Linked DNA regions of Homo sapiens: region 2 is linked to region 1. Evidence: read pairs that join two places in POLR2A ChIA-PET (ENCODE). Cell type or tissue: OCI-LY7. All regions are shown on one strand. Region 1 has its middle 7.2 kb from the start of IFT70B. Region 2 overlaps PDE11A (phosphodiesterase 11A).

What was found. ChIA-PET counts read pairs that join two places held together with the same protein. Peaks named below come from ENCODE experiments on the same cell type or tissue, not always from the same donor. Only the 100,000 strongest peaks of a DNase experiment are listed, where the experiment ranks them.
Region 2: POLR2A ChIA-PET joins it to region 1 with 8 read pairs; 2 of 35 experiments call an interaction of 5 or more read pairs at or near these places.

What each region holds. Positions count from the first base shown.
Region 1 is chr2:177,544,376-177,546,875 of GRCh38, reverse strand. No RefSeq gene overlaps it. Among named protein-coding and RNA genes, the nearest start is that of IFT70B, 7.2 kb to the left of the region's middle. In OCI-LY7, no CTCF peak of the experiment used is centred here; a DNase peak (open chromatin) is centred at 1,545.
Region 2 is chr2:177,633,747-177,636,246 of GRCh38, reverse strand. All of the region lies in intron 19 of PDE11A (phosphodiesterase 11A), which reads left to right. Among named protein-coding and RNA genes, the nearest start is that of IFT70A, 16 kb to the right of the region's middle. RefSeq lists an enhancer at 1,019-1,098. In OCI-LY7, no CTCF peak of the experiment used is centred here; DNase peaks (open chromatin) are centred at 1,216 and 1,766; H3K4me3 peaks cover 1,697 bases; H3K27ac peaks cover 2,024 bases.

The DNA of each region.
Region 1 (2,500 bases):
TGCAAATTTATTAACTCCATCAGATATTTCCTTTTATGAGTTTCACATTAAACCCACAAAATCAGTGCAGGATACTGTGGGTTAAACATTTACACAGCAAGACAATATCTGAGAAAAAACCTTTCTGGCATTCTATGGCATGTGGTCACAAAGAGAGCAGCTTCTACTCTGTAGGAGAAAGAGACTCCATCTTCTTACTTGTTGTTGGGAAAAGCTGAGTGTTGGGAGAAGCTGAGGCAGGGTTTGCATTTCTGACATAATGTAAAAAGAGTCCTGGAACATGTCCGGGGGCCAGGGTCTAAAACCCCTCGTGGCCTTTGGAACACTGAATTCTGTGCTAAAGGGTGGAAGACTACCCTGACGCACCATCATCTAAGCCCAGGGCATAAAACCCCTCGTAGATTGGAAAGAATCCAGGGCTCAGGGCATAAAATCCCTCATGGCCTCTGGAATGTGTCTAGACTTGCTGGCTCCTTGCTTCTAGCCCTCCCAGGCTCCTAGATCAATTGTGTCTTAGAATTGGCCATATAAATGTTAAACCGTCACAGCTGTAAATCATGTGCTTAATGCAACGCTCCCTTTCAACCCCACATTCTCACCATCTGTTTCTTTGTTTGATCACCAATAAACAGTCTGGGCTTCCAGAGCTCGGGGCCTTTGCAGCCGCCATACTCGCGTTGGCCCCCAGACCCACTTTATCTCTCAAACTGTCTTTTCTCATTCCTTTGATTCTACTGGACTTCATCACCCCGATGACCTGGTGTTGGGTCTGATCACCCCAACACTTGTGCCCTTCTGTAGAGGACAACAACTAATAATCTACTTTAAAAATACATTCTGTGTACATCATAGTCATCCAGCACAAGTAGCCTACAGCAGTGAAGCAGCCAGCACACAGGTACTGGAGTTAGTCACCTGGCTCCACAGCCCTGCAATGCCACTTCCCAGCTACTAATGGTGGGTGCTTCTTAACCTAACCAAACTTCAGTTTTTTTCACCAGTAAAAAGGGGATGATACCACTTACTTCACAGGGTTGTTGTGATAACAATGCTACCTTCTTGCCTGTCTGGCAAAAAAGGATGAATTAAAAAATTAATTATATAATAATCAATTCTAGGGTAGTGTTCAGCAAAAAAACACAGACTCATTAGAATCACTGAGACAGAGTTGAAAGGGACCTCAGAGTTTTTCACTATATAAAAGAAGAAATGAATAGGGAAAGTGACTTGAAGTTCATTGAGAAAAATGAATCACACCCAAAATGTCCAAAATAGAACCTTATCCACTGCTTCTTGTATTTAGAATCCTATCTTCTAAGTTACTTTACAGTGGTAAAATTCTGCCATTTTCAAAGAAGAGCAGCTTCATCTATCTAATGTTAGCACAATGAGGTACAAAGGACATGGCAAAACTATGCAAGGGTGGATTTCAGAGCTTGTCCATCAGGCAATACCAGGCCCAATCAACAGACCACATCAGAAAATGCAGTAGAAAATGGATTTGAGTCTTTCAAAAAGAGAGACACGCCCCTGAGGCCAAACATAGGCAAAAGGAAATGTGATGGCCGGAAAGTTTCATTTCTTTTTCTTATAGGGTAGCACAGGAAACTGTAGTAGTAGCTTTATCAGGATTTCACTGTGGCAGCAGAAAATGTTAAGTAAACATGATTACTTGTTTATCTGACATAAATGCTGATTAACTGAATAAAAAGCGTATTTGTGGCCAAAATGTAAAAATATAAGTTGGACAACTGTATGTCAAGTGAAAGTGTAGATGTCTGAATCCTGAATGTTCTTTCATGGATGAAATGTCAGAATCATGGGTCAGGTAGGCCCTTGTAATGTACCAATTATCTGTCATTACTTGGATGAAAATCCAGACAGTATTTGTCTCAATTTTACTGATGACCTGAAGCTTGACGGCACAGAAAATATTCTGGGCAAGAATCTAGATCCTAACATTTTGAAAATATGGAACTAACTCCAGTAAGATACAAATTTTAGTAAAGCTAAATATAAGTAATGGGGCTTTAAAAAAATTAGCCTCCAAGGAGATGCGGCCAAAATGTCACATGGAAAAGACAATCTTTGGTAAATGGCATATATTCAGTATGAGTTGACAGAGCAATGCCCACCAAAAATGCTTTTTTATTAGTGACTACACTAGAGGAAGCATTGGTACTACTCTGGAAGATTTGTTTTCAGGCCTAGACACCTCACTGTAAAAATGTAAAATGGGCACATGTGAGGAAGATTAGGAAGGTGAAAGTCTAGAAATGACAGGAGCAAAAGTTGATAGGAGAAGGTGTTGAGGAACATGAGACCTGACTTTAAATACCTCAAGAGCAGCCCTTCAACAGAGCAATTGGACAATTCTTTATGACTAAAGGTGGCAGAAGTTGTATAAGGGATAGAAGAGGAACACAGATTTCAGTCTAATAATAATTTAAAAACCTCCTAATACTTGAAGATTACAGAAGTTGGAAAAGGCTTCCTGGAA
Region 2 (2,500 bases), 89 kb before region 1:
TAGATTTGTGTATCCTTCTTAGCTCTACCCACCCTCACACTATCTTTCCAAGGCCTTAATCTAAACAGTAGCTATGGTTTCTGTTCCCTCTCTTTTGTTAGTATGGCTATTATAAAAATCCTGCTATATATCTTAAGTAAAATTATATTTGTTGATTCAGTAATATCTACCAAAACGCAAATACACATTCCCTTTCACCCAGCAATACCCATTCTAGAATTTGACTCTCTGATAAACTTCACACCTATGGAGAGGCTATGTACAGGGATATCCATTACAGCATTATTTGTAATGGCCAAATATAAACAATGTTTGGGTTCCATCAAAAAGGAACTGGTTAAACAAATTTTGACAGCAGTGGAATACTAGATAGCCATAAAAAATGAGGAAATCTAATTTTGTAGTGATATGAGTTTTTCCCAAGATATATTAAGAATAAAAGGCAAAGTGCAGATCCCTCTGTATGGTGTACTACCATTTGTAAAAAGGGGCAAATATATTTATGTTCTTACACATTCAGAAAATTTTTCTTGATTATCTACTCAAGACACTGAAAACATCTGTTGCCTCTAGGGGAGGAAACTGAGTGTCTGGGAAATAGTAGAACGGAGATTTTATATTGCACCTTTGTACCGTTTTGTATCCATGGAACTATGTGAATGTGTTCCTTATTCAAAACATAAATAAAATACGGAATAAACTGTATATGCTGGTCACAAGAGAACTCAACAGTGGAGTGTGAATGAAATCAGGAAATAAGTGGGGTCCCTTGGCCACCTAGATGACCAGATGCCCAGGCTGTGTCCCATAGTGGGGCAAGTATCCGAGGTCCTGTCTGCGATGGGCCAGGAGGGAACTGGAAGGAACATGGGGCCCCAGTGATGTCAAAAAGGTTGCCCCAAGGGAGAAGCACTGCATCCCAAATAGGGTTTTTAGGTCAGCATCAACTCTAACCTACACTTGAAACAAAACCTGAGTTATCAGTCCTACACTACTAAAGAAAATTCTGGTTTAAAGAAAGAGCACCCTAAGGATTAGAACCATTAGGTAGAAGTTACAGGGGTATAGATTTCAGTCCAACATAAAGGAACAACATTTTAAAAACAGAACAATCAAAAACTAAATGGACTCCCCTGGGAGGTTGTGCACGCACTGCCTCTGAAAGGGTTTCAACGGTAGCTGTGTGGTCACGCAGCAGGGATGCCACAGAGGAGAGTCAGGTGTCTTGAGGCTGATGCAGCCGCATACATAACCTTTAGAGTTCCTCCGTGTGTATATGGAGAGTGATCAGATGGGTGCTAAGTTTCCCCCCTTCTCTTTCACTGAGGAGCAAGTCAAACTAGACAATAGCATTCTCACAGAACCCATCCCGTATCACTTGATAAGAAACTTTTAAATACTAGAAGCAATTCTCTTGCTGATGACTCACTACACATAATCACCATAAGCCTTGGAATTTAGGTTCGTGGATAAACCCTTGCTTTACTAGTATTTTAATAGTTCCATATTCTCTCAGCTAACTGCATTTCTGTAACAAATTAAGAGTGTAAGAATAAGTCGGCCGGGCGCGGTGGCTCACGCCTGTAATCCCAGCACTTTGGGAGGCGGAGGCGGGGGGATCACGAGGTCAGGAGACGGAGACCACCCTGGCTAACACGGTGAAACCCCGTCCCTACTAAAAATACAAAAAAATTAGCCAGGCGTGGTGGCGGGCGCCTGTAGTCCGAGCTGCTCGGGAAGCTGAGCAAGAGAATCGCTTGAACCAGGGAGGCGGAGCTTGGAGTGAGCCGAGATCGCCCCACTGCACTCCAGCCTGGGCGTCAGAGCGAGACTCCTTCTCACAAAAAAAAAAAAAAGAGAGAGAGAAAAAGTAAGTTTTCAAGATAGGAGTTTTGTTACCTTTGCCTAGAACCAGCACCTGGCCACAGGAAAACGATATTCTAGTATGGCAATTCTGTGTTTCAGGAGAATATAAAACAAAGAGAAAGGAATTCTGAGAAATATGTATTCCTCCTCCCTCCCCAATTTCTTTATTCCATACAAAGGAAGCAAGAAGGAGAACAAAGAGCAAGGATAAAGGGAAGAAAGCTGTTTGGGGCTATGCCAAATAAACTTAAATGGCTTAAGGAATAAATTGGTGGAATGATTCGAATCATGGGCAGGTGCTATGAATGTAATTTAGTAAATGCTTGGGTACCTGCCAGGGAAGAAAAAAATGTGTTGCTTTTAAGATCATTTCCCAGCAGCTTCATAAAAGAAAACTGATTACAGGAATTTAATAAGTAAAACAGAGCCAGAAATATTGTAATCAAATGAGTTTTTAATTACATATCAAGCAGAAAAAAATTCTAATTTATGCTCCTGGGATTAAAAAAAATAAGTTCTGGAGAAATGCTTTTGTAGCAGGAAAATAACATAAACACTAATTTCCATAGGAATTATAGTAGTCAGTTTAATTAAAAGGCTTGATCAGAGTAAAGAGGAGCTGGTGCCAAGCTAT